2 separate regions of the Homo sapiens genome follow, and region 2 is linked to region 1. A link is a loop called in an ENCODE intact Hi-C map of the cell type or tissue named here. Cell type or tissue: Caco-2. All regions are shown on one strand. Links, peaks and the distances in the headings refer to the core of each region. The heading gives the core; the rest is flanking DNA. Region 1 has its middle 140 kb from the start of LRRC70. Region 2 has its middle 200 kb from the start of LRRC70.

Region 1 (15,349 bases), core at 6,488-11,487:
CTGACATATTTTTAAGATGAAAATATTCCAGGCCAGGATGAAATTTATTTAAAAATCAGTTGCTCTTATTTCTGAATCAAGGAATTAGAGTGGAGCCTCTGAGAAACAGGAGTGAAGGAGCAAAGATAGTTGCTGTCTTTCTCTTTGCCCCTTCAATATCAAAATGGCAACAGGAGTCAGAGTGTCCACAGGGAAGTGGGAAGAGCACTGGGCTGGTGGTCAGGAGACCTGGCTTAGCTGTTGAATGGGCACTGATGGGTGATTTCATCTCTCCTTGCCTCACTTTGCTCATTGGCTAATGGGAAGTTATAATGACTGCCCCATCTCACAGGGGTGTTCTGAGAATCCAGTGAGGTGTAAAATTTGGAAAGCATAAAGTGCTATACAAATATAAGATTATTAAACTCAGCTGCCTCCTCCCTATTTGCTATGCGTATGTTAATTAGTTTAATTATGCTTCCAGCTGAAAAATGATTGGCTGAAGTGTGGGGGAATCAGGTTACAATGTCAGATTGAGAAAGTCAAAATGGGTTGGTCTGGCTGACCAGATAGAAGTCTCTTTCTTTCTTATGCCCCTTTTGGTTGAAGAGAATGACCTTCCAGAAAGAGGCAGTGTGTACTTTATCCCAGGCCATGTAAATGCTGCTACAACAACAAATGGACTGAGTCCCTCTGCAGGAGAACATAGCCCCTTAGGAGATACATTTTCTTGATGAAAATCAATTCATAATAGAAAGTATTTACCACGTGTAGGTACTTAGCAGAGATGAAAGATCAGAAGTCATGGACTTTTGTTCGTTTGTCTTTTGAGACAGGGTCTCACTCTGTTGCCCAGGCTGAGTGCAGGAGTGTGATCATGGCTCACTGCGGCCTTGACCTCCTGGGCTCAAGTGATCCTCCCACCTCAGCCTCCTGAGTAGCTGGGACTACAGGTGAATGCCCCCACGCTGGCTAATTTTTTGTTTTTTGTAGAGATAGGGTTTCACTATGTTGCCCAGGTTGGTCTCAAACTCCTAGACTCAAGCCGTTGGCCCACCTCAGCCTCCTAAAGTGCTGGGATTACAGGCATGAGCTGCTGCACCTGGCCAGAAGTCATGGTTCTTATCCACAAGATGCTTATGCTTCAGCATAGAGAAGGACATAGTGCAGGCATAGAAAGACATGATGTTGGCTGGGCATGGTGGTTCACGCCTGTAGTCCCAGCACTTTGGGAGGCTGAGGCAGGCAGATCATCTGAGGTCGGGAGTTCAAGACCAGCCTGACCAACATGAAGAAACCCCGTCTCTACTAAAAATACAAAATTAGCCAGATGTGGTGGCACATGCCTGTAGTCCCAGCTACTCGGGAGGCTGAGGCAGAAGAATCACTTGTACCCGGGAGGAGGAGGGTGCGGTGAGCCGAGATCGCGCCATTAGCACTCCAGCCTGGGCAACAAGAGGGAAACTCCATCTGAAAAAGAAAAGAAAAGAAAAGAAAGACATTGTGTTAGGGTGGTTTCTAATACAAATGGGAGTTATTCTTACTCCTCACTTAGGGACAGGGTCTAGGGATAGGCAGGCTCCAAGATAAGCCAATATCACAGTTCTCTAAACTGCATCAGCACTTCCTTACATATTAAAGCCATCTGTTGGTAGTCGAAACTCTCTACTTAGAGAGTAGTTCTCATGCTTTTGGGTCTCAGTCCCCTTTACACTATTAAATCTTATTGAAGATCCTAAAGACGTTTTATTTGATTTATACATATTTATATTAGTTATCAAAATGGACACTTAAAATATTTAAGAATAACTATAATAAACCCATTACTTTTGAGCATACATAACAGATGCTTTATGACAAATAACTACATTATCCAAAACAAAAATTTAGTGAGAAGAGTGACATTGTTTCACTTTTTTTTTTTTTTTTTTTTTTTTTTGAGACGGAGTCTTGCTTTGTCGCCCAGGCTGGAGTGCAGTGGCGCAATCTCGGCTCACTGCAAGCTCCGCCTCCCTGGAAGCTCCGCCTCCCGGGTTCACGCCATTCATCTGCCTCAACCTCCCGAGTAGCTGGGACTACAGGCACCCACCACCACGCCCGGCTAATTTTTTTGTATTTTTAGTAGAGACGGGGTTTCACCATGTTAGCTAGGATGGTCTCCATCTCCTGACCTCGTGATCCACCCGCCTCAGCCTCCCAGGCATGAGCCACCATGCCCGGCCTGTTTGACATTTTAACAAATCTCTGTAATGTCTGGCTTACAGGAAAACAACTAGATTTTCGTATTTGTTTTTGCATTCAATCTGTCACAATCTGTTCTGTGGGAAGAAAATCTGGACTTAACCAGATATTCAGTTGGAAAAGGGAGAAGTATTTCATTAGTCTTTTCAGATAATTGAGAATATTCTTCTTTGATACTAAACTGCAGCTCAACAAGAGGTAATCTCTTAAAGGTTAGTTGCAGTGCAGAATCTGAGAACATACCAATGACTCTTTTGTCCTCTGTACATTAAAATCCGTTTGGTCTATCTTGCCCTTTAAATGGGCAAAATCCAGTATGTGGATTTTGTAGTATTGTGCATTGGCCATTTGGAAAATATTGGATTGCTGAGTTATGCAGCTGTTCCAAATATTGACACATTTTGTTACATGATATCAAAAAATTACCATTGTTAATATTACCCATCTCCTCAGAAAAGTCTGTAAGTATGTAGAAGCTGTCACAGTCATAGTGGTGGATATAAGTTTTCCAAAATTCTAATTTTTGCTTAACAGCTCAAATTTTTATTGTTGCCAGTAAATACTGCCAGTTTTCCTTGAAGTGACAGGCTTGCTCGTTTTGGTATTGAGAAAATGTCCACCAACCAGTTTGTCTGTCAGTCATGCTTTCAAGAATAAAGATGGTGCTCCATGAAGAAAGCAGCTGGTTCAGCTCGCAACTCAGTTACACAAATGCTTTTCCTTGAGACAACCTCAAGATAGCAGAAATGCTTTCTGTGCACTTTTTGTTTTGACACAAAGCTTATTAAAATAATGTGTGAGGGCTGAGATTTAATGAAATTGCTGTTTTTTACTGACTCAACAAGGAGATTTTTATTGAAACTGGCCTTTTCTTCTTACTGTGAGTGCATGGTGGGGAACAAGATGACCATCAGTACATCTCAGTGCCACTGCCTTGGTTTGTTGTTAACATGGCAGCAGTTTTACCCACCAGTGCTTCTGCAAATGTCGAAAACAGTGAAAAAGGCAAATGATGTGTTAGTATTATTATGACAACAATTTCAACCTCATGGACCACCCAAAAGGGTCTCAGGGACCTGCAAGGGTCTGTGGGCCACACTTTGAGGACTCCTGACTTAGAGGATATGACCTCCCTTAGGTGATTTGCCGCAGTCTTGTAGTCATTTTTCTCTCTCAGGTCTTTCGATGCTGAACACGGGAGAGACTGAGGTCTCAGGATGGCTGGAAAAGTTGGGATCCTTCACCACAAGGCACCAGATGCTGAACAATCTGTAAGAGAAGTTAGAATGGGCCTTGCAAACGTATGTCTCTAGGTTAAAGGTGAAGGTTACTGGGGCTACCTGATTTCTCTATCTCTTTTGGAATGTTCAGCGGTTATCACTATGTTCTGCATGTGGGAAAGGGATTATTTTATCTTTCCTTCTCCCTTTCCTTTGTATATGCCTGGTTCAGAATAATCAGTTTTTGATCCTTGAGTGAAGAGTTTTTATCTGAGAACTGTGACATAAAGAAACTCTCCAGATATCTCCTTGTCTTCCCTTAAGTTACCTGCAGTCCCCAGTGGGGTGGGGTGTTTCAAGGGGAATCCTGGTATAATAACTATCAGTGTGCAATCAGTCTATTTAATTTCTTAAAGACTAGTGCCAGAGTTCAGAGGAAGGAGCCTCCCTGGCAGCCAGGGCCCTCCCTGGAGGTGGTGTTCTGGAGCTGAGCATGAAAGAGGACTGGGTGAAGGGACAGCTTGGCTGGGAGAATGGCTGGGCTTATGCTTGGCTGGCAATGAGTTGTTAACTGCCATATTGTCTTCAGGCAGCTGAGGTCATAAAAAGGAAGAGAAAGGCTTTTGCCAAGTAGGAGACACGTAGGTCGCTTGCCTTCTTTGAAGAGTTTGTATACCAGCTGTCACATTTACTAGCTCTGTAACCTTGGGTAACTTTCTCCAACATTTTATGCCACAGTTTTCTTGTCTATACGATGGGAATTATGTTTACCTTATAGAGTTGTAAGGATTAAATTAGCACATATAACAAGAATGTTTAGGAGCAGTGCTGGCATGGAGTAAGTAGTCAATAAAATATAAACATCATTATTATTGTTATTTTTATTATTATATCACTTTATTGAATCCTTTCATAAACCAAAGTAACAGAGATGATTACCTCTATTAAGGCATAATTTTCAGAAAGATAAAATCATGAGTCTTATGCAAATATAAAGTGAATACACATCAAAGATTTTATTTACCTCATTAATGAAAGAACCATGAAGATGTTAATGATACATCAGAGAGCATTTGAAAGGGGAGGGAGCTTGTAGGCAATGTTGAGATGAGATTGCTGGGTAAGACACAAAACTGAGTAATGTTCAATGAAGCCCTAAACCATCATCTTTATGGTTATATCTGTCACCAAATAAAAATTATTTGCATTTCTACTGGACAAAAACATGCGATTTAAACTCTGCGCCTACAGAGTTGAAAGATATCCCAGACAATAGAAAAACAAACTCAGTACCATAATGAAAGAACTCCTGGTAATCCCTTCTGCTTATTTTGAAATTTTGGATAAATTTTCTGATAATGCCAAACTATGTATGGGGAAACTGAGTCTCAAAAAGGTGAAATAACTTGTGCAAACTTATACGGCTAGAAATGCCAGAGCCAGAATTCCAACGCCCATATATCCATGTTTTTTCACTAAATTAGTTACCTCCACTCAAGTAAAACTCACTCTTTAAGGAGATCACTAGAAAGTGGAGACCTGAAATTTCAAGTCTTCTCTGAGGGAGGTGGGAGGGCACAGGGAAGAGTTCAAACAAAACAAAATAGCAAAACTTCAGGATTCCCAGGACACAACAGTGTTGTCAATCTGCCCACCGTTAGCAAAATCGTGTTTTCTCTTCCCTCTCCTGCTTTTTAAAATTTACCATGAGATGAAATAAATTTTAGGGCAGTGCGATAGCCAAGTATGTGTGATATCACTTATAGGTTCAATTGTTATTCCTGGATTGGCAGAAAGTAAGTTTGTTACTAATTTAATAACTCAATATAAACTTCTGCTTACACTCAGTACAATTACTTTCAAATGGTAGTGAAATATTTTATTGTATTTAGATAAAAGATTTTCTAATATTTATGAGTGCCCCTTTCCTGGGTTATTCTTAGCAAGAATAAAATTAAACTTTTTAACATAAGTTTGAAGTAGAGGCAGTTGGTTGCTTTGAATTCTTTTTTAACTTTGTCAGAATTTGTCAAAACATGATCTAAAGCAAAAATGCATGGAGTAGGTGAACCGGAGTATGTTTATTTATAAACAGAAACTTGAGCCAAATGCAGCAGTAAATGAAAAACTGCAACAAATCACATTAATTTGTTTTTAAAAATAAAGCAAAACAAGTAGGATTTTTAAAACTCCCCAAAGTAACGAACCAGTTTAAACCAGATCTGAGTAATATTGGGATGAAAAACTTTTCATCTTAGTAATTGGTGCCAGAAAATATCTTAAAAAGAGCATTGTCTTAATTTAGGGAAACCTTTGTAATCCACTTAGGGGAGAAAGATGAGGCCCCGGTAGTGTGTACTGGAGGAATGTGATCCTCACATGACCTTGAAGGGAAGGAAAAATAACTCTCTCTCTACCCTTCTGAGTTCTTAGCTGGGACAGACCCCTGCAGCAAAAGACAGATTAACAAGAGAAAGACAAACAGAAGTGCATTAACATGTATATTTCATATACACATGGGAGATACCTGAGGAATGAGTAATTCTCAAGGATGTGGCTTAGACCTCTGGCTTATATGGCACCTTCAACAAAAAACAGTATGTTTTTAGAGAAGTGTTAAGACAAAGGAAAAAGACTTTGAGTCTCTAGGGGCAGCAAATTGTGGGAAGGCGCATATGTGGGAGTTAGCCAAGTTTGTTATGCAGATTCCTCTGGTGCTGTGCACAGGCTGAAAAGGGTCTAATGTTGAATCAGTGGTCAACTTTTCTCCTTCCTGGTAGTGAGGGAGGAGGACACCTTTCCTTTGTAAATTTGTGTCCTCCTTGTAGGCAAATGGAAGAGGGCAGAGAGCTTTTCTTATATCTACTTCTTCCCAATTGCCTTCAGGTCAAAATAATCCTTATGCCAAAGAGGCATATTTTGGGATGGCATATTCTTGTCTCCTACAGTAGATGTCTGTGTGATGGAGTGGGTGAGGCTGGACCGTGTCAGAGGAGGTTGGAGCCTGTGGGACAGGGTGGAGCAAGAGGCCTTGCTAGTGGAAGAGGGGGCAAGCCCTTTCATTTTATTAAAAAAAATTTTTTTTATTTCATTAGCTTTAGGGGTACAAGTGGTTTTTGGTTACATGGATGAATCATACAGTGGTGAAGTCTGGGATTTTTGTGTATTGTCACCTGCGTAGTGTACCTTTTACTTCAATAGGTAGTTTTTCGTCTCTTACTCCTCTCCCACCCTCCCAGCAAGCCCTCTGAGAACAGGGATCTTTCATAGCCATTCTAAAATTGTTTATTGTTTACTTTGCCACATTGCAAACCCTTCTGATTCCTTATGCTGCTAATGACTTGGGAGAGTATTGTTTTTTATTTTGTTTTGGTTGGTGGTGGCAAAGTTGCTGGAGAAATTCAAGGGAAAATGATTAACTCCACGAGTCATTCCAAGAGAACAACTTGAGAGGGAGGACCATGAGAGGCAGAGAGTCTCCAAGGAACATACCTTTAGAGCTGGTAGTGACCTTGGCAGTGCTGACCCCTGGAGGGTAGGATGTGTGGGACAAGGACCTCAACTTAAAGTTTTTAAATAACAAACAACAGGATAATGTTCCTTGGCATGTGACTTATGCAATGAATAAAACAAAGACAGGACATTTAAAGATTCTCTGGACCAGACTCCATTTCCCCGATTTCCATCACCTGCTGGCCCATCAAGGACTGGGTTGATGAAGCTTTTGCTAAGAGGCTTCAACCCTGATCTGAGTTGTCTGTAATTAGGTGTTCCTTGAATTTGATTTCCTAGAATATGGTAGCTCTGGACTAATGACTACAAATCTGTTATGGCTTAGTGCTTCTCTTTCTGTTATTAAGTAATGATGGAACAGCTGTGCACATATAGAGACTGTTCTAGATGCAGGAGAAGATGCCTCCTGCCCTGTGAGCCGGCAAAAAGGAGGCCACAGCCATAAGGCTCGGACTGATGGGCCACTCAATAGTCCACAACCACTGGAAGGAACATCAGGAGAAAATCTGTAGTGCGGAGGGGGTTAAATTCACTGAAGATCTGTTTTCCCTCAAGGAACCTTAAGGTTCTGGTTGAGAAGTCAGCTTTCTTTCTGGTCAGATAGCACTCTTTTCTAATTCTCAATATAAATTGCTCTTTTCCCCTTCTTGTAGCTTGTGGTTGAAAACCTGTAATTAATTTACAGAAGCATGTTTCCTGCAATTATAAGAGCAATTGCTCAGTGGAGGTGGGCAAAAAACGTGGCTGTGCTGTGCTTGGAAGTGAGGTATATTTTGCGAGTAAGTTATTAATCAAGTGCGGAAGTGAATAATTTCCTCGTAATATCCACTATCCCAGCTTCTCTGAGTGTCTTCATCTTCAAGATCCTAAGGCATTCTCAGCAATTGCCCCTGTGCCCAGAGAAATGGAAGGAGAAAAGCAGACCCCACCACCACTCCACTCGCTCTGGCTTTGCAATTCCTTGGATCATTGAGCTGCTTTGTGCCGGAGTTGTTTCAGCTGGAGAATCACCCTGACATTCCTGAACTGAAGCTGAGCCTGGTACTCCCCAAACTTGTGCCTCAGGGGTTTAGTGAACACCCCACTGACCTCCAAATTTCCCTTTACTTAGCTTCTGATTCTTTCCAGCCTCGGGGGCCTGGCGTGCCTTCAGGCAGCAGAAACACTGCTCTTTGCCTGTCTGTGCAGCAGCAGAGGGGCTGAAGGGCTGCATTTTCCTCTCTGCCCTCCCTCTGAAGCGGGCCTAGCTGAATTTTAACATTTTCACCCGCTTCTTTCTTTGGGTCTGGCCTTTTTTTTACTGTACGTCAGGCCAAAACTGTCTATTGTCTCTTTAGGATCTATCTAAAGGTTTTTTTCTAACATACATCATTTGATTTGGTCCCGTGGGGTCCCTGATGTGAAAGATATGTCAACAGTCCATTCGTTCTGGGGGCATTGAAAGTGTCCATTTCTCTGACAAATTGTGCTTGCTTTTCCCTCTGAGCAGCCGCTTCCTGGAAGAAAGCACCTTCTGCCAGAGCCACATTCACTCAGGCCCAGCTGATGCATGGCTGTCCTCAGGCTGGCCTCTAGAGGCACACCTCGGCACCAGGGCTGAGCCCCAGTGGCTAAACCCACACGTGTTCCCTCATGCACGGCACAGGCTGAATCTGTCACCTGGAAATGCTCCAGCAGCACTTGAGGTTTTCTATACTATGTGCGTGTGTTAGTTTCCTCTTACTGACATAACAAATGACCACAGACTTGCTGGTTTCAAACAATAGAAATTTATTGTTCTGCGGTTCATTAGCTCAAAAGTCCAAAGTCAATTTTACTCGGCTAAGGTCAAGGTATTGGCAGGGCTAGTTCCTCCCTTTCTGGGTTCTGGAGGTTGCCTTGATAGTTCTTGGTTCATGACCCCTTCTTTACATTGTTCCAATCTCTTGCTTCTGTTGCACCTGCTCCTACTTCAATGTCAAATCTCCCTCTGACAGTCTATTGGGGTGACATCTGGGGCCCACAGAATAATCCAGGATATTCTCCCTACCGCAATATCCTTAATAACACCTGCACATTCCCTTTGAGGATGTGGACATCTTTGGGGGCTGTTATTCAGCCTAGTGTATCATGTTTGAAAGTAAGGACAGTGACACTTCTCTTTTGAGCTTGCCCAGTCTGGCTGTTAAGAACCTCACTTTCTTTCAAAAGAATTCCTCTCTTCAGCTTCCTCCCCACATCTTTGTTAATTTGTTCTTGCTTCACACTGCTCTATTGTGACTACAAAATCCTAGTTCCGTGAGTCTGTGGACAAACTTTATCCCCTAGATGGGTTAGGCTGGGCAATGGCCATTTACATTTTTCTATAACATAACTGTTGCTACAGTTTGAACTCAAGAAAAAAAAAATCCGTTTGTTTTCTGACTAGTGTTCAGTTCTCCCAACATTTCTCACTGGAGATTTGCTTGTGCTTGCCCTGGCTTCATAGGCTTCAGTTCCAACTGGGGAAAAGCCTGTTAGGTGTGGAGAATGGTACAAGAAAACTGCTCATCCAGTAATGCTGACATTGGTGACAGCATTTGTGGTAGTGCCAGTTTGCATCACACTGCAATTTTCTCCAGTAGGGCTTAGTTGCTTGGGTGTAGATAACAAGAAGGTAGATAGCAGCACTGATCAGGGTTGAGGTTTTGCCAAGCGGGTGGGGTAGAAGGACAAAGAAAAAGGACAACTGATTTGCTAGGGAGAGTATTGTTTTACCCTGGCTGGGTGGAAACATTTATTTAATAAATTTATATAATGACTGCATGATAATAAAAGCTTTGTATTTGATTTCTCACAGAAGCTACCTGATAGGGTTGCTATCCTCATTTTAGACAGGGGGAAAGTGAGACGCACAGAGGTTAAATAACTTGCTCCAAGCCACATAGCTAGTAAGTGGCAGAGCTTAGATGCAACCCCAGGGAGTTTGGTTACAAGAAATTTCTTCCTTACTCTTCCACTGTGCTGTAAGTGCAAGAATTAGGTCAATGGACTGGAAGGAAAGAGAAGTCTCCAGGGACAAGCGTCTGTAAAGTCTAGGACATTTTAGGGAGCATGGACATGGAGTGGGCTGAAGATTTGATATGAGGCTTGGAGTATTTTGGGATTATGACAAATTCTAGAAGGCAGTTGTGGATGTGGGTAGCTGAAATGAAAGGAATTAAAGGTCATTGAAATTCAGGGGTCTGGAAAGTCTGAGGCCAGGTGTTGGCTGTGACACAGAGCACTGAGGTCATCTATAATAGAAGAGTGGAAGGACTTAGGGTAGAGAGGAAGAGAGGAAACCAGATGCCAGAGTCTGGCAAATGAAGGGGAAGAACTAGGAGGTCAGTAGGCAATGATGAGCAGGAGAAGATGGCGCTTCAAAGAAGGTGGGCATGTTATAAGCGTAATTGGAAATATCATTGATGAACAAGAACAATGCAATACCTCCATTTGATTCTGAAGTTACCTGGGCCATAGGAGAAGGAGCAGCCTCTCAGGGGGATGCTGTAAGTAGAACTGAATTTTAAATTTTAATTAATTTAAATTTTAAAATGGATACTGATTTGGTTATTGGAAAACGTTTAAGCATATTTGGAACAACTTGTGTATTGGAATTTACTTTTCGATTGTAAAGTTTATGAAACCTAGATACCACCCAAGGACTTCTAATGAAAATATAAGCATTCAAATTGAGATGTCCCAGCAGTGTAAAATATACACCGGATTCCAAAGAGGTAGTAGAAGAAAAGAAGGTAAAATATTTCATTCATAATTTTCTTGTCTTGATTACATATTGATGTTTGGGTATATTGAGTTAGAGAAGACGTTATTAAAGTTACTCCCACCCATTTCTTTTTACTTTTTAAATGTGGCTACTAGAAAATTTAAACTTACAGATGGGGCTTACGTCGTATTTCTATTGGGCAGTGCTATTGAGACCAAGGAAGACAGTGATGGGCACTGTACTGGAACTGGCCGCCTTGAGGTCTGAAGTGGAACTTCGTGTCATCATGAGGAAGAGAGAGCCCATGCACGCTGCAGCAGTGTCTATGATGGCAGTGTTTCAGGTGTCATGAAGTCTAGACATAGCGGCAGATGCGTGATGGAGTAGCTGGAATCAGGAGAAGTTATGGACATTTTGTTTACGGGAGTCATTCATATATGCTAATTGCCCATCTTCTAAGTAGAGAAGTATTTGAGAAAACTACTGGAAACAAAACTAAAGGAGTGACTTAGATAATTGGGGAGAGGAAGGATCCAACTCATGAAGGAAGAGGAAGGAGAGAGTAGCAGAGTGAGTGAGGGTTTTAGGTGTGCTCAGGTGTGTCAAAGTCCCTTGTACCAATCTTGGAAGATGCCAAAGTTTGAAAAGACAGACAATACTGTCAAAGATTAGAGAAAGTCATTAGTAGGCTAGACAGTCACACAAAGGGTAAGAACATAGGTTATTAAAGATGAGAGCTACAGGCATCCTTTCAGCTCTGGAAAAAGTATTACTCTTAAAAATGAGAATAGAAATTCTTGGCTTCCGCTAAGTGAAACAATTCTTATCATGGATAGCCTCTAGAGGTAGCATAGACCTCACCTTTTCTAACAGTATTTCCCTCTGGATAGATAGCAGTGTTAGTAAGAACTTTGAAGGTCAGCTTGTGTATATGAATCTCAAGATAAATTGCTCTGATGAATACTTGGGTATATATGTATGCATCTCACTCTCACCTATCTTCCATCGCCTGCCATCTTCCACTTCATGGCATAACATGATTGACATAATGAAGGCTTGTCAGTTTATTGCCCTCCCTGTGCAGCCAAATGCCTAATACGAGGCCACCAAAAGACGGTGGCTATCATGGAGGCTCAAAAGTGGCTAATTTTATATTGTCATTCGCAAGGAATGATGCAAGGATGCCCTGAGGTGAACTGTGTTAGCTTTGGGACTTTTCTGGCCTTAAGTTCCCTGTTCTGCTCCCCAATCAAACTTTATCTTTCTCTGGAGGAATGCTTTTAGGTAATGAAACAAAATAATTTGCTTTATGTGGCCGTGCTATTTGTCAACATCTTCTAGTAGCATTAAACACAATGCTCTATCATTCCTGCTTTCAAAAAGAGGACTTCTAGGACTCACCTCAATCAGGTGCTCAAAAGAGAGGGTTTCCATCTTGTTGGTGGTTGGAGTCAGGTGAAGATGTTTCTGGTCAGGCCATCTCTTAGCCATGCCTATCAACTCAGAATGACATGAGAACTCCCTCCCAGCTGCTCCTGCAGATCCAAATGCCCCCTAAGATAGCCCTGATTAGGAACAAGAGAAGCAGAAGGAGCAAAGGCCATGAGATCGGAGTCCCAAACCTTTTCCATTTATAAGCATCTCTGTGGACTGCATCAGCTGTCTGGCTGCCCCATTCTTTGGCACCTCATTATGTGGAATCAGAAGACACAGAACCCCAGTGGATAATTGCTTTGAGATAACATCTGTTGGCAATGACTTTGGTTCAGGCAGAGCTTAGCTTCTACATTATTAGTCTTTCTTCTTAGTACATTTTTAGGCTACAAACAAATTTCCCTTGACAGTCAAACAAAATTGAGGAACAGAGACTTTCTAAAGCCCTATTGATTAGCATATATTGCTTTTTAAAAATTTTCAGCCCTTTAGTGTATATTAAAGTGATTCATCCTAGTGAAGGTTGAGAGGGAACCAAGCTTTCTATGTTTACTCTATGTCCTGGGAACTTGTCTGTAATAGATCTGCACAGGGAAAAGGAACAGGACCAAGCACAGTGCTGGCAAACTGGCAGGCTTGAGATGCAGCCACCACTTAAAGTTGACTGCCATGTAAGTGCTCTTTCCAACCCAGTGACAACACACATGGAAGAGGGTTGAGAAAGATTTGTTCTGGCTCATCTGCTGACTCCCAAGGAGATTCACTAGATAGTTCCAAAGGAATTTATCCTGTTCTAAAAATTCTCCTGAAACGAAACCTCAAGACTTCCTTGATTAATCCATATTCAGCCTGTCAGGGAATTCTCTATGTGCTACTTTGCCTGAATTGTGTATGTGCTATTTTCTGTCTGTTTCCTCCAGCTTCGGCTTCAGTGATGTAAGTTTCCTGAGGGTAGCACTTGGTAAAGGAAAATGAGTTTTAAATGACTTATGTTTTCAAAAAGCCAAGGATGAGATTTTTTCTGTGATGTGGGAGGCAACTTCATTCTCCCCCATCATCTACATATTCTGTATCTTTTACATTTATGTTGAGGTAAAGCCTATGTTAAAAGTCTTGAACTGAAGATGTATTGCTCTGATACATATGGGGATATGTATGTGCCATGGATATGTATGTATGCATCTCTCTGTCACCTGTCTCCCATCTCCCACCATCTTCTACCTTCATGTCTTCTTCTCCCAAGAGCCTTTGCTAAATTTTATACAAAGTAATAGAAGAGTGAGCTAACTGCATCAGTATCTTGGCATTGTTGGGTTAGAACTACCATAAAGCTTGATACAGAATATTTAACTCCAAAGATATCTTACCAATAGCCCTATAATCACTCTTTAAATAAACATGAGCAGTGTAATTTTTTAAAGTATTGCTTAGAAAGATAAGTGATTTTATCTTTCAGATTTGAAACTTTGATGGAACTGTATTCTATTTTAAGAAACTTGAAACTATCCTCTTCAGCTGAAGTTTATGGTCTCGCCTGACACAGAGGATGTATTAAAACCCCAAAGCCCTCTGGGTATGTCCTGACTTTATGGCCTTGTGAGGTGGCATGTTTGGCAGATAATAATGTCCTACACTAGGGGCTTGGTTGAGAGAATAAAAGATAAATAGAATTTAGAGATTTCCACAGTCAAGGACTATTTAGTGGAGAGGATAAAACAAAAATAAATGAAGTCATATGGGGATAGTTTCGAAGTGGTTCAAAAATTGTCACTAGAACTTTGTATTCTTCCCTTTCAATATTTTGTCTCCAAAATAGCCATTCTACTGCATTAGTCTTTTATGTGACAAGTTGTCCGTGTTCTTTATAATTTGTTTCTACTAGAACATATCTGTCTTCTGTCTCATTCCATTATGGCCGGTTCTCTGCCATGGAGTTGATGAATTGAGTGGAACAAAGGCATTCTTCACGGATAATGTCTCTCATGCATATCATCTCATACATAACATGTTTTCATTTAAATAATTGCCTTCAGGGACATAATCTGAAGAAGTTAATAATGGTGAGAAAATGAGGGCACTATGCCTGTGCAAGGGTTTTACCTGTATGAGAACCTGCTCCAGAACTCTCCAGATGAACTGAAAAGACAGCTTCCTCCTCTACCAAAGCTCAACATAAACCCTAGTTATAAACAGCCCTTGCAAACTGACAGGCCACAATATTGGAGAAAACCAGGGCTTTACCTGAACTGTGGAGGACCCATATTTGGGAAGAAGAGAAAAAAGGCACGATGACAACGAAAAGTGTCTAGAAGTGCCTGATTCAAAGCCACTAGCCACATTTTCATCATTGCATAGTTTTATTGAAAGTGCCCCTCTAGAAAGTGAGGAGGGCCTTGGTGAAAGGAAGTGATCCTTTGTAAGAAGCTGGTTCTGTGTGTGCCAAGATCGCCCTCATTTGCTAGTAGACATAATGATTGTGGTCCTTAATGTGAGTGGTAAAAAGGTACATACATCATTATGATAGATCTTTATTCTAGGGAACTAGTTCTCATGAAGGGAGACTGTGGCTTATGCAGATTTAGTAATAATAATGGATAATAATAATGGATAGCTTTTATTACACATCTAAGGACTTAACATACCTTCTGTCTAATGCAATGACTCTTCAAAGTAAGTATATTAATTGTAGTCTACATTTTATAGACAAGGAAACTGAGTTTGATGGACTATAAGGTGTCTTGCTTATTCATGAACAGGGCAGAGGCTGCTCAGTGAGTCATTGGAAACAACTGCCCAGCCAGGGCCCTCTTTTGTGCACTTGGTTGTATCAAAGTTGGTTCAAATCAAGACATTTGGATGAGCTAACCTGGTCTCTTTAACGATTGTCTTTTAACATCATTTCCCAAATTGTGGTCCAGGAATATAGTGTTAGATGAGAAAGGATTCTAAGATCAAACGGTTTGCCAAATGTTAGGTTAAGAAAAATTAAACAAGCTTATTTATTGTGGAACTTCTCAGAGCCTTCAATATATTATTACTCATAGTGAATCTCCAAGAAGGAATATGTTAGGTAGATATTTCAAGGCTTACTTGACCACAGAAGCCTTTTGCAGCAGTTTCTTGAGTATAAGTGTTCTATAGGATACTCTCTGAGAAGTGAGACTCCATGCAAATGGCCACTCAGAGTGTAGAACTCTAACTGGAGGAAGTGCTTTTCTGTTGCTGGCAATCTCAG
Region 2 (15,349 bases), core at 3,847-8,846, 58 kb after region 1:
ATATTTTTGGACCTTGGTTGGCCATGTGTAACTGAAACCACAGAAAATGAAACTATAGATAAGTGGTGGTGGTGGGGGGGCTACTGTACTGAGTATTTGTTAACTAAGTATTTGTAAAACTTTTGGTTATGGTGTGTGATTAAATTCCTTCTGACTGCATAAATGCTATGGTCTATGAAAAATGATGATTAAAAAGATTGTTTTTTGTTCACAACATTTATTTTATTATGTATTTATTTTTATTTAAGTTTTTCTTTTTTAGAGATAGGGTCTTTTATGTTGCCTAGGCTGGCCTCGAACTCCTAGCTTTAAGGAACTCCTGGGTTCAAGCGATTCTCCTGCCTCAGCCTCCATAGTAGATGGGACTACAGGAACATGCCATGGTGCCCAATCTACGTTTTTTAAAAAGTGAACTTTGTTTCCTCTAAAACAATAACTTGTCTCCAAATTTTTTTTGCTATTATGCACAAGGTGACGTAGATTCTTATTTTATAAAATCTGGAAAAAAAAATGGAAAGGAGTTTATCATGGTGGTTAGTAATTGAGTTTCTGTTCTGGTTGCACTATTTAAAGCTGCGTGATAGTAATTTAGGTGCCTAGATCCTCTGAGATTTCCTTTAAAATGAGAACAGCACCAGTATCATAGGTTATAAGTTACAAACTTATAAGTTACTATATATCTCTATATATGTATGAAAATGTATTGCTATTGTTGTTTTCACTGATATTTATATAGCAACTAGACTAGGCATCAAATTATTTTACAAAGAGCCTTATTATGGTTTCTCTATTCATTGGAAGCAGCATAGATGAGGAAGTTGCAGGGCCTAGGAATTTGATATTGATGAAGAAGCCCCATTTTCTTTCTATGTTCAATTATCTGGGTCCCCTCTCTTTTTTCTCCTTTGCTTAAAAAATACACCTTACCCACAAACCCTCTTTATCAAGACTCAGCATGCTTCAAGGTGACTTTATGGCCTTTGCTAAGACCCCCTGACCAAAGACCGTCAGAAACACAGCTACAGTAAAAATAAAAGGGTTAAATTTAATAGTTTGCCTCAGCAGGGAAGCATGCACACCGTGGATGACCTTGGGAAGTTCATCTTCAATTTACCCTTCTGTAACTTCCCTTTGGAAGTTAGAGAAGGGTAAATCTAGAGTTTTGAGGACTAGAGTTAGTCACCGAATAGTCCTGATGGGGACTAGTAGAATTTGTCAGCTAGGGTGAGCCTGTGTCTTATCTTGGAAGATAGGGCCCGAGCAAGTTGCCATTAAAGAATCTGAGCTTAGACTGTTTTCTTGATGCCACAATTTGGTCCAGTTTTGCAAGCTGTGAGTTCTGTTTCAATTCTCGGTTACCATCTTCTGGTCATTCTTCAGTCTAAACTGAAGGAGAGACCATTGTCTCTGGGACATGATCTATCAGATCTGCACTATTGTCTGGAGTCTGTTGATTAGAAGATTGCTCAGAGAATGTCATCTGCAGTTGAACTAGAGTTAGTCCCTCATGTTTCTTTAGTTGCAGAATGACCTGTTGCATCATCTGGTATGCCAGTGACTATACCGCAGCATTTCAGACTCTGGAGACATATACCTGGCACCTGCCAGATAGGCAAAACTAGGACAAGGATTATTACTACAGTTTGAAACATGCCCGTAACTGATTTAGATGTCCCTTTAATTTTGATATAGATTGTTTGACTTTGCCAATACCTGAGTAATTAGTCCTTAACCCAGTGGTTTGTTAGGGGTAAAGTTCTTGAGATTACCATGATTAAAAATGGAGATGTCTACTAACAATTAATTTATAACCTTAATCCAGCAGGAACAAAACAATGCAATGCAGCACATGGTAATCAGTGGTTTCTGCCTCTGGAGAGGTTTGTTTTCAAAGTACTGGGTGGAAGTCATCTTCAATACTCAGGCTGAAGAGTCCTAGAAATCATCATTCAGTCACAGGAGACTCTTCATGGTGCTGATGTTAATGGTGCCTGGGGATTACTCCCCTGTAGTATTAATAGACCAGGGTACCTGGTATAATCCTTTATTGAGGTTCTTTTGTTATTACTTCTACTATGGAAGATTCAGACCCTGATCTTACGCTTATGGCAGGGCCTTTTAGGTGAATATAAGGAAAAAGCAGAGATCATTTTCCATAATATGATTAAATGGCTCTGATTATTTTTTGTAATAAGTAACAACATTAGAGTGAAGGGGAGTGGAATTCTATAATAATTAATAATACAAAATGCTCTTATAAGAACTTAGTCCTTATAAGATTTTCCTAGAATTAGAACATGTTATGGACTGTGAAGGTATTGACAAATCTCTAGGCCTTCAATTTATCTCCAAAAGTATACTACGAATGTTACCAGTTGACAAGTATGTTTTAACAGAAAGGCAAAAATATTTTGTATATAGTTATTATATCAGTCTTTTATGTGAACATGTGTGTTTCTTTATATCTGAAAGGCATGTGACTATTGGAACATATTTATATTAACTCATTCTACTTTTATATAATCTTGGAAGTCTGAATTTTTCTTTTGACTTTACCCTCCCAAGGAAAATAAAACTTATCTTATGGAAAAATTTTTTTCAAGGTAACTGTGCCAACAGTTTGAGTAAACTTGGAAGATTCTGCAATGAGTAAACACTGCCCTATAGTCTTGGAAGAAGACTCAAACGTTTTACTCAAATTAATTATTTACATCTTTTAATTGGTAATAAATTCAATTGAATATGCGTATAAGCTTTGCAAGCTTCATTCCCACTCAAAAATAACAAATATATTCAGGTTGCTTTTTAAATTTAAAAAGTGAATATGTTGAGTCAGCTCTTGATTAATATTTGTTGATTCAAAAATACTGCCCAAAATTTACAAGTTGCTGATATTTTTGAGCAGAGAACCCAGATCATGAACCCAATGGTTTTAAAAGCCTAATTTTAATTTTTTTTCCTTCTCTATTTGCTATCCAAGTTTCAAAATTTGTTATTTGCTACTCAAGTGACAGTGTTAATAAAATGTGAAATTTGTTCTTATAATAACATGGAACCATTTCAGAAATAAGTTTAGTTTTATCTTGACATTTGTTTGACAATGGGAGACCATTATTGGATTGCAGGCTCACATCTGTCTAAGTTATTGTCTAATTAACCTGAAATATGCTTGCAGAGGCATAATTTTCTCTATATCATTGTTTCCCAACTTTTTTTTTTAATCACAAAGAGGACACATTTTTTTAAATTGACAACTCAATCTCTACATACATACAGTATTGCATGAATTATAAGTGGATCCAACAATCATATTATTGATACAAACTCATGAGCATTTGCATAAAGCTATTGCTCTAGGTTTTGGTGTGTTTTGTGCCAGCTACTTTAGTGAATAAACTAAACATAAAGGAACTCAGCTACTTGAATTCATGAGAATCAGCTTTCAAAAAAAGCATATATATCATCTCATAGAATACTTAATATGTCAAACCCAGGAAAATCAGTAACTAAGTGACAAAAGGAACACTTTTAAAGAAAAGTTGGTGATAAATATGTTAGGCTAAAATACTAAGAACTTTAGCAACTGGACCGAGGAACCAGAAAGTGTATGCACACTGGGAATTTTAACAAAAGATCCCCATGTTCTCCTGCACAGTGAGGACCACATTCCAAAAGCAGAATTCTGGGTTGCTACAATGTCATCTCTCCTACAAACCACTGTTTCAAAGGTGAAAGAAACAAGAGGTAATTCACATAAAAAGGTTTTAAAATTCTTCCCACTCAAAATAAAATAAAAATAATATAACCTGTATCAAATTATAAAGAAATTCTATTAAAATGTTGACCACATAAAGCAGTCAGACCATTTGCCTTCGCTGACTGCCTCAGAGGGCAGAGCATGTGTCACCTACAAGGAAGGGGAGAGAGGGGTAGAGTCCCTACTCTCCCCCGGCCTGTAGAGTCAGGGTGGAGAGGAGCCCTTTGGCTTCCCTGGGGTTTTGTTTCCTCACATAGGGAATTGAGGGAGGTGGGCTAGATGGCTTTAAGAGACTCCTCAACTAAAAGAATCAAAGTCAGCTTGAGATCCCATCTCTGAACAGACATATAGGGTGGCAAAAGAAATGGATTAAAAAACAGGTGGATGACGTCTTTCTCACCTTTTGATACCATCACTCAGAACTAATCTGTACTATAGTTGAAGAAAATCTTTGCCTGGTACTATTAAAGGGTATACAATGAGGCAGCTGACAATGAAATTTTTCATAAAAATGTATAAAAAGGCTATGTTAAGTTCGGGTGGAAAAAACAATGCACCACCATATTACTACCAGCAGTCAGGACGTCCTGTCTCGGATTTTAGGAGTCGCCGATCTGGTTGGGAGAAATGCTGAGGGAAGCTCAAGCCATTCAATAGCGATCTAAGGAGTGCACACAGTTCAGGAAAGGGATAAACAGGTGTCCAGGAAGGCAACTTTAATGAAACTGGTTCTAAAACAAAGGATGCAAGAGATCTAAATGATCCAAAAAGAGTGATGACTTCTCATTTTGTCCCCTACAGAGAATACAAATATCATTTCTTCCGGAATCCAACACACTGGCTTCATTTTCAAGATGTATCACTTTATTTTCCAGCACGTGACAGTCACATGATTTCTGCAGTGAGCCCCAAAGCTTCCACGAGCTTTCCTGGAACCTACGGCCAGAAGAGTCCTGAGATTTCGAATATTAAAGCTTTCTCCACAGCCACAAGTCCCTTTGATGTTTGGGTTATTGAACACAAACTCACTGGATAATTTGTCTTCAACATAGTCCATTTCTGTTCCTAAAAGTGTTAGCTGTGCTTTCTTTTCGATGAATACTCTGACTCCATCTTGAATAACTTCTTCATCAGAATCTCCTTTTGTCTTTGTATATTCTAGAGTATAAGAAAGGCCATTACAGCCCCTGGTTCGGACACCAACTTTTACACCTACATGCTCAGGCTTATCTTTAAGAAGTTGTTTTATCTTGTTTACTGCTGAAGGTGTCAGGGTGAGGGCTGCCCGGGTGGGCTGCAGCTTCCTCTTGCTCACAGCCCGGGCAGTTGCCCGGACTAAGGAAGGCGACATTTTCGCCGTCCCGGCGCCCCGGTGCCTGGGGCCGGAGGTTGGCTGCCTCAGCCTCTCTCCACGGACACGGCGGGCGCATTGGTTTCCCAACTTTTAAATTGTGCCTCTCATTAGCAAAATAGTTTGACAATGTCTCTCTCTAAAATGTGTGCATATTCCTTTTTTCTTCAAATCATATACATATAGTATTGTTATTCTGTATATTAAATACTAAGAAAGTCTAATTTCTAATTTTTGAGATAAAAGTATGAACAGAAATTCTATTATTTTAAAATTTTCTGGAGTATGTAACTTCACTTTGGAAACTGTAGTCCTATATTTCTGATTTGTAATAATTTTCCTGCTCTAATATTTCTTTGGGATACAACTTTTTTTCTGTCATTTGAACACCATGGAGCAGTGGCTCTCACCTGAGGGCAGAATCTGACGGCAGTTGCCTAAGAACTAGAGTTTAAAAAGGCCTGTCCGTGATCCTGATCCACCTCCCCCAGGACCACTGTATTCACCACCCAGCTACCCCATCTCATGAAGACGGTGACTAGTAGTAGCAACATGGCCTTAACATACCTTACCTGGGTAGCAAAATGGCATGACTAGCAATTTTTTATGCAGATTGTACTTGCCTAGATGTGGTAGAAAAACAGTGAGGCAGAATAATAAAAAAAAATTTGTGTCCTACTGAAAAAAGCTTACATGAAAAACTTTTAAAAAGAAGGGGTTTACATCTGTGTGTATTTAATGCAGTGGTCACTGTGCAATGCCACATGCAATTGTGTCTCTCTGTGAGCCAGGAGTTTTGCTGAGTATGTGTAAGTGGGTAAACTTAATGGTTATTTTGTAGCATCATTTTTTAAATGTGGTGGGAGAATCTGTGATTTAAGGAGTTTTATGGCGAATCTCATTTTGTGATGTAAATAGTCATTTTTTGAGTATAAATCCAAATTTTTGTATGCTGTTGGCCTAATGAGTTCCCTATCATAGACAATATTAGGTGATGGCAGGGAGGTGGGACTCCAAGGCTTTCATTGTACATGTAAATTAGAATGGCTAATTGAAGCAGATATCCAGATAATTCAGACCAAACTCTCCCTTTTTGTTTGAAATATACTTGGCTGAGTTGTTTAAAAAAACAAAAAACAAAAAACAAATCTGTGCTTCTTTTCTTAACCACGACCTCAGCAATCGTGAGCAAAATGTCTGAGGGAGTGTTCTAACAGGCCTAAGAGGAAGCTCTTAAAAGAGAGACCTGTGGTCATATAGACTTGAGAAACACTTCCTACTTGTCCCTTCTTTTGGAGAGTCATCATGCATTACAGACTATGAAAAGTCCTGCACAAAGGAAAACTTTTGAACTTAGTTTAACCCAGTGTTTTCTAAACTTCTGTGACAGACAACCCTTTATTTACATAAAATTTGCTAACTTACAGTCAAACTGGTGTTCTTTGAAAGTCCATTTTGAGAAATGCTGGTATAAATTAAAGCGGTATTTATATAGCCACAAGTGCTAAGAGTGCTAGTCAGTAATCCTAAGAAGCCAAGGATGATGGGGCATGAATGTCCACAGTTTCATACTGCTGCCACTGGTAGTTTGAGGGATTTGCTAAGGGGATCCTCCAGGCAAACACTGGGTTTATAATGGTTAGGCTTTATCCCCAAAGAGAAAAATAACCACTTAGTGGGCTGAGATTGGCCCATTAGTTTTCCCAGAGTCTCTTTTTCTCCTGAGCATCTCCTCCCACCCCAAATTTTTGCAACTTTTTAAGGGGATGAGAGGGATGGGGTGGAGCATCTTTTCCCAAGTGGAGAGATCCCAAGGGCTCTGTCATGCAACACCGGGAAAACAGAAAACGTTAAGTAGAGACAAAGCCTTGAGCTCCCCCTAGAGGTAAGTATCTGATCATCTCTACTGTGGCAAGACACGAAAATACCATTTGTTTTTTTTTAAGATTTACATATCATGGACATCATTTAAAGTTCGATTTAAGAATCACCTGAATATTTTAGTTAAAAAGTAAAAGAGTAGTTATCTTTTAATATTAGTGCTTATTTGAGTTTAGATATTATTTTATAACTTACATTGTACCTCTCATCAGCGAAATAGTTTGAAACTGTCTCACTGTAAGTGTATATATTCTTTTTTCAAAATATGTACATGTAGTATTGTCATTCTGTATATTAAGTATTAAGAAAGTCTAATTTCCCTACAGCTGTTACAATGTTTACCAATAGCTACTCCTGTCTAAGGGCTATGAACTAGTCGGAATCTGCATGTTTTTGGTCAGAAACAGCCACATAGGGTCAGTACAGATGACCCAATCTGCAAATACTATGTCTTATGGAAACATAACTTTGGTTAATGTGACTTTTATGAGGATTTCGAATGCAAATTCTTCATCCTTATTCCCAAACTGAGCCACTGATGCACATTTATTTATTTATTTATTTCCTTTATTTATTCACCTGTATTTGGTAAACAGCAGGCACTTCTCTCAAATGTTATGACATTAAGGGATGCCTTACGACATTCCCTTAGGGTGCCTATGACATTTGTGATTCTGTTAAGATCACTTTGGCATTATGGTTGGTCTAACTTTGTTCACGAATGTGTTGTGTTCTGTTTTTATGATGTTTATGACCAGAGATGAAAGTAGGCTGTGCTCAGAGAGCTGGTCCCTGTTTAGCCTATCTCCTCCCACATTGTGATTTGGAGAAAATCATTTTCTCCAAAAGTTTTTCAGGGCCTTGGCATTTTATTTATTAATCATGAGATGCTGGCTGGGCGCGGTGGCTGATGCTTGTAATCCCAGCACTTTGGGAGGCCGAGGTGGGCAGATCACCTGAGGTCAGGAGTTTGAGACCAGTCTGACCAACATGGTGAAATCCCGTCTACTAAAAATATGAAATTAGCTAAGCATGGTGGCACACGCCTGTAATCCCAGCTGCTTGGGAGGTTGAAGCAGGAGAATCACTTGAACTGGGGAGGTGGAGGTTACAGTTAGCCGAGATCGTGCCATTACACTCTAGCCTGGGCAAAAAGAGCGAAACTCCGTCTCAAAAAAAATAAATAAAAATAAAAAAAAAATCATGAGACGCTACAATATCCAAAGGTGGACCCACACTCTTACTTATGCTAATGGAAGGGCAGTCCCACGTGGTAGCACATTGAGGCACATGTATCCTCAGGCGTGTGGGGAAGGTGCCGACGGGTCAGCAAAGTCACCATATGATTATAGCACGCCTCCCTAAAGGTTCATATTTCTCAGAGATGTAGGAGGAGGCCGTATTGTTTTGACATTAAAACCAAGACAAATTTGCTTGGGAGCAAATTAAAAAGACATGGAGGTTTACCACAAAACAAGAATGAATTTGGAAGCTTCCAACAGGCCCCAGGGCATACATTCACCGCTCTTTACAGTTAGTGGTGTTCCAATAGAAAGGCTTGAGAAGTGTTGCCTTGGGCCCCAGAGCCCGGGGTGACACCAGTGTGCCTGGAAGCCCACTCCAAGCTTGATCACAGCGTCATCTTCAAGCTCACTCGGGGTCACTGTACGTCTCTTCTCCCTACACGAGGGTTGTGGCATCTATTACACCACTACTGTGTGCCAGGCTGGGTGCCAAGCCCTTTATATACATTTACTCTTTGCAGGGGTCCTATGGTAAGAGCTGTTATCCCATTTTACAGATGACAAAACCAAGACACGAGGAATTGAAGTTTCTGTATTTGCCCTGTCAGTGAGTGCCTGAGGCAGAAACTGAATGCTTGGTCTGTTTAACTCTCCAGTGTGCAGTTCCAGCTCCAACCCTGTGGGAATGCTGGCTAGGCTGCTTCCTAGCGGTGAAGCGATGGGAGCGCAGGAGCGGAGCGGAGCTGGGGAATCCCACTCCTCCCATTCCTAGCCTGAATTTTAAGGGCTGAGCAGTATCAGTGGTGGTGTACCATGATTGCATTATCAATCTGCCTTTACAGAATCCAGGAGATATTCCACTGTGCACAGTTTGACGTAAGTCTTTTTTTTTTTTTTTTTTTTTGAGACGGAGTCTTGCTCTGTCGCCCAGGCTGGGGTGCAGTGGCGCGATCTCGGCTCACTGCAAGCCCCACCTCCCGGGTTCACGCCATTCTCCGGCCTCAGCCTCCCGCGTAGCTGGGACTACAGCGCCCACCACCACGCCCGTCTAATTTTTTGTGTTTTTAGTAGAGACGGGGTTTCACCGTGTTAGCCAGGATGGTCTCGATCTCCTGACCTTGTGATCCGCCCGCCTCGGCCTCCCAAAGTGCTGGGATTACAGGCGTGAGCCACCGCGCCCGGCCTGATGTAAGTCTTATATTTCAAAGTTTTATCATTTTGCCGAGTCGTGGTGAGCACAGTACCATAATTCACTCTATGGCCCAAAAGAGGAGGTCCCAGATAAATAAAGTGCTTGGAGGTTTTTAGGTCGTTTGTGCTGCTAAGTCAGAAAATGGAGAATGAAGACAATTTAGCACAACTTAAGAAATATGAATCGGGTGCTCACTATACACTAGCACTGGGCCCTACAGCTAGAAGAGATAGACATGCATACAAATCCCCTTTTTTTTTTTTTTTTTGCAGTTAAATGCTATGAGAAAGATAAAGTAATACCTTTTATCTTGGGTATTTTCTAGTTCATATTCTCAAAGAAGATCACTTCTTCTTTGATTTTGAGGGAGGTGGGCAGAGTATGCCCAGGTCAAGGTCCCTATCATTTGTTGGGGGCAGCATTGGACGACATCGTAGTTTCTTGGAGGTTCACAGTGGCTTTCTGTGGAGCAGGCACCAAGATTGAGGCAGTTCACGCATCACTTATTAAGACAAATTCCCTTTGTCTAGCACTGTGACTGTTGGCCTGATGAAGGGAAATTGTGAAAAATTTTGCTTGTTTCAGAATTTCAGCTTCCCGTTCTGGCCATCGCCTTGCCTCTGCTAATGTTATTTGTGTCCCAAGGTTTGAAATTATTTGGTTTATTAAGGGAGCCTGATATAAGGTGCTCCGTCAGTGTCATCTCATCTCCTAAATACTGCCCGCAGTTCCAGGAGGAAGGGATTTAATAGACTCTCGTTCCTTTAGGAAGCTTAATTTGAAATTCATTTGGGCACAGAAATTTTATGGGTACAATCAGATCCAGATATTGCTTAATGAAGTTCTAGGCAGATGTACAGTGAATGATCTGTGCCTACTCCAAATCCTCAGTTACGCTCCTCTGATATACCATTAACTTTTAGAAAACCTGAATCTATGACCCAAATTCTAATTAATCCTAAGAATAATGAGGTACAAAGGCATTATTTTTTCCTTTTTTAAGTTTTCTTTCTCTTGCTAACAAAGAATTTTAAATTGTGGCTCTAGCATTTAAGTGCATACATTTTGAATTTACAAAGTATGGAGAATAACATGAAATCATCAGCAGGTCAATGAATTAGATTTTATTTCTGTGTGTGTGGTAACATTAAACATCTATGGTACAACTTTCATTTATTCTTGTGTCAACTATTGCTTAGAGTAATTCAGTATCATAATCTATATTTAACTTATTCTACTTTATAAAGGACTTTAAAATAACATACATTATCTTCCATAACATATGCTATGACATTGGTATTATTATCCCCACTTCGTACTTGAGGACACTGAAATTTAGGAAAGATTAGTTAACTTGCCTAATTTCACACAGTTGTGGTCCTAGGAAAGAAACATATATTTTAATAGCCAGCCCAGGTTTTTTTTTTTCCATTAAATGATCAGATTCTCTGCTATTATGTTTTTGGTTTTAGTTAATAGACATATTGGTTGCTATTGACATTTGGCACATCTGGCTTGCTGTTCTTAATGACCAGTGGGCTCTGGGCACTCAAATATCGACCAGTGCCAGACAGCTAATGTCAATGAGTGTGGTGGGCTGGGTGTCAGAACAAGGAGTGGTGGGGACAATGGCAAATTGGAGAGTGTACACTCCATTTAAAAAAGGGTTCCCTTACCTATTCCCACTGGGCATGCTGGCCTGGTGTTGCAAAATATTCTAAAATTTTAAGAGGAGCCAGAGATCTGGATTTTGTGTGGAATCTCTCCATTCTAAGTGTTGGCAACCAAATTTTTTTTTCCCTTTTAAACTCTGCAAGCCAAACAAAACCCATCTATTAGGTGGATTCAGTTCATGACTGCTAGTTGTGACATGGGCTTGCTTTTTACTTTTTTGGAGGTACATGTGAAGGAGGAGTGAGTGGGTGGGGTAAGGCCAGCATCACTTACTCGGGCTATAGATGGTTCTTTTCCTGAAGCCAGGAAGTCTGAGCAAAGCTGGGGAGCCTGTGGGTTTCCGGGCTGCTTAATGTGGGCTATTCTGGGACTGCCTTCTTCTTCCAGAACTATCTGAAATGAGGGAGACTTCCTTATAATTAGGGGCTGACCACTGAGCTCCGTGGCATTGCCCACTCTCCAGTAGTTAGTTGAACTTTGTTTAGTATCTTTATTATTATTTCTTTGCTTCCTTCATTTCTTTCCTCTTCTTGGGAGATTTCATTTTCAGCTGCAATCAGTAACATTTGCAATGAAACTGAAAATCAACTGAAACTGTTGCAAATGAAACTGAAATGAGTAACATTTGCAATCTTCCGAGACAGAAGACTTTAGAAGAGGGTGAACTTTTTTTGTTGTTGTTATTGTTATTCTTTAAGTTCTGGGGTACATGTGCAGAACATGCAGGTTTGTTACATAGGTATACGCCTGCCATGGTAGTTTGCTGTACCCATCAACCTGTCATCTATATTAGGTATTTCTCCTAATGCTATCCCTCCCCTAGCCCCCCACCCCCCGACAGGCGCCAGTGTGTGATATTCCCCTCCCTGTGTCCATGTGTTCTCATTGTTCGACTCTCACTTACGAGCGAGAACATGTGGTGTTTGGTTTTCTGTTCCTGTGTTAGTTTGCTGAGAATGATGGTTTCTACCTTCATCCATGTCCCTACAAAGGACACGAACTCATCCTTTTTTATGACTGCATAGTATTCCACTGTATATATGTGCCACATTTTCTTTATCCAGTCTATCACTGATGGGCATTTGGGTTGGTTCCAAGCCTTTGCTATTGGGAATCGTGCTGCAGTAAACATACGTGTACATGTGTCTTTATAGTGGAATGATTTATATTCCTTTGGGTATATACCCAGTAATGAGATTGCTGGGTCAAATGGTATTTTTGGCTCTAGATCCTTGAGGAATCACCACACTGTCTTCCATAAAGGCCGAATTAATTTACGTTCCCGCCAACAGTGTAAAAGCATTCCTATTTCTCCATATCCTCTCCAGCATCTGTTGTTAGAAGAGGTCTAACTTGTTTTAAACTAGATTTCCTTTTGTTTGTGTGATCTATGGATTTTATTTATTCAGTTTCCTGTCCCTGCAAGCACAGAAAGTTGAAAACTAATTTGATTCAATTTTCCCAGATGCAATCTCATGTGTATTTTATGTTAGTTTTTAAGGTTTTTGAATTTTAACCAAACTCGGCACAAAGTGACTATGTTACTGTTATACGCCACATGCTCCGCTGCACAAATACATAAGCATTAGACTTAGGTTTTTCTCTATTGTAAAGAAATTCAGACCTTCTCTGAGTGTCTAATAAAATTCCATCTAGATTAACATGTGCTTTTGACCAAGAGATTCTTTTACTGTATCAATGTAATGGTTTGAACATTTTTCATCTTTGGAGATATGATGAAAAGGTGGCAAAAGCATGTAATGAAGAAGGTTCAGAAACTCTAGAATTAAAACCTATTATTTACTGAGCACTTATTATTTGCCAGGCACTGTGCTAATACTTCACAGTCATCCCACATTATCTCATTTAATCCGTTAAACCATGTGTAATATACCTATCAGTTATACTTTAAAGATGAGAAAATTGGCCGGGCACGGTGGCTTACGTCTGTAATCCCAGCACTTTGGGAGGCCGAGGTGGGCGGATCACGAGGTCAGAAGATGGAGACCATCCTGGCTAGCACGATGAAACCCCGTCTCTACTGAAAATACAAAAAATTAGCCAGGCGTGGTGGCGGGCGCCTGTAGTCCCAGCTGCTCCGGAGGCTGGGGTGGGAGAATGGCCTGAACCCGGGAGGCGGAGCTTGCATTGAGCTGAGATCGCGCCACTGCACTCCAGCCTGGGCGACGGAGTGAGACTCCTTCTCAAAAAAAAAAAAAAAAAAAAAAAAAGAAAAAAAAGAAGATGAGAAAATTAAGTCACAGATTCAGTACTTTGCCCAAAATCCTATGAGTAGTCAGGGGTGGAACTTGGATTCAAACTCAGGCTTATTTGATCCACAAAGTGTCACATTTCTAACCACCATGTTATATAGCATTGTTATCAAAGAATGATTTCTGCTTCAGGAGCTATGCAACAGAATAAGCAAAGAAAAGAGACTAGTTGGGGTGAGATGTGAATATCACTCTGTGCAATTAAGATGGCGCAAGACCCTTGGCAGATAGAGCAGAAGCACACTGGTCATACTTAGCAGGACATCGAACGTCATGTACTTCCTAGGACTGGTGTAGAATTAAACTGGGAATGCTGGCGACAGCCGCAAACTCCTCTTGCTTGCTGAGGAATGTATGGGTGTATAGTATGTGAGACTTTATGCCTTCAGCAGTTCATGACACTGGTGTTAAATGACCATTGGAGGAAACAGTGTCAAGTTTTACGATAAGGTGGAATATTGATTTCTGTAATGTTCTGCATGAATTTAATGGCTGCTTTGTGTTTCAGTATATGAATGTGCCTTAATTTATTCAACCAGTTCTATTAAGAGATACTGAGAATTTAATATCTATATATTTTGATCTCCAACAAGTTGTTGCCAAAGCTAGTCACTTTGAATTGGGCTTCACCATCTCTAGACTCTCGTTTGGATTTTAGTGTTTGGTATCACATTAGTCACAGTACATTGCATTTGTGAACAATAAAATCCAAATACTTCATCTTTGGCAACCAAAGCCTTCCATGATGTTCCATTTCAAGACATGGCTAGTTAACAAGATAGGTGCCAAGATCTGTAGTTGAACCTATTCTGGGTACTGTTTGTGCTGCCACACAAACTGCTGCTAAAATAGTTTGCTTCTAGAATGTAGACAACCTGCTGAAATCAACATAACTGGGATATATGGAAGAATGAAGCTATTGTCTTAATACTTGTCCCTCTTGAATCAGCAACTAAATTATAGCTTTATCAGTCTTCACTGGTCAAGTGTTTGCTATCTGTGGATTGTTAAATGCTGACAAGTTTTAAAGCCTATAGTGGGACAGTTTATATGTATTTTGTTTATTGAGTGCATTTAATTTACACATTAACGAAGCTAAGTTAAAATATGTATTTTATGGCTGCTGTTTTTTTTCCTAATAGTTGTTAACATATGTAGGTAGCAAGATTAAAAAAACAAAGAATTTAAAACTAATAACCTTGGAAGAAATTCCAGACTAGGTACATTTGGGATTGCCAGGAATGTTCTTTCATGATAAAGTTATTCAATTATCATCTCAGCCTTTGCTTCCTTATGGGATATTAGTGTAATTGATGTGATAACTTATTTAAGTTTGTGGTAAATAATTCAAATGGTCTAGAGTATGTAGGGAAAATAAATGCTTCTTACTCCTTTGAGGGCTCTCTTTGAGGAACTCTGTATTGACGGATTTTTCTTTTATCTTTCTAGAAACTATGACTACAAATATATTTACTTATAGTCACATTGGCATCTATGAACCATATATTTATTATATTTAATGATAGACCTATTTAAAAACATCTGTCTTTGTTTTTCCATAAATGGGATGATAATGTTCTCAGTTCTCCTATAACTTACTTTTTTCACTGAATAGCACCTCTTTAACATATTTTTCCATTGTTATTATGGGATGACCAATAAGTGTACTCGTACTCGAAGTTCTATGTCTTTGGAAATATCTAGGTGTGAAAAATGGCTGAGGAGTGTGCTTGGACCCCACAACCCTATGTACAGGTGCTCTGCTATGGCTTCCTGGTAGACTGGGGGCTCCACTGTGAAAAAGCACAGTTGGAATCCAGTTCTCACCACATAATATCTGCTTGATCTTGAGGAAGCTACCTAACCTTTCTTTGCTTCAGTTTAGTTTAATTGTAAAATGGGGATAATAATACTCTTGTTTCCTAGGTTGTGAGGATTAAATATAATGTAAAGTAGTTAGCATAATTTCTGACACAT

Evidence for each region. Peaks named below come from ENCODE experiments on the same cell type or tissue, not always from the same donor. Only the 100,000 strongest peaks of a DNase experiment are listed, where the experiment ranks them.
Region 2: it touches region 1 in a loop (2.5-fold over the local background); 1 of 110 quality-filtered maps calls a loop at or near these places.

The regions. Positions count from the first base shown.
Region 1 is chr5:62,711,605-62,726,953 of GRCh38, forward strand. No RefSeq gene overlaps it. Among named protein-coding and RNA genes, the nearest start is that of LRRC70, 140 kb to the left of the region's middle. RefSeq lists an enhancer at 6,550-7,290. In Caco-2, for the core only: no CTCF peak of the experiment used is centred there; a DNase peak (open chromatin) is centred at 8,527.
Region 2 is chr5:62,772,156-62,787,504 of GRCh38, forward strand. It overlaps the pseudogene ISCA1P1. Among named protein-coding and RNA genes, the nearest start is that of LRRC70, 200 kb to the left of the region's middle. In Caco-2, for the core only: a CTCF peak has its summit at 6,965 (motif pointing left); no DNase peak of the experiment used is centred there.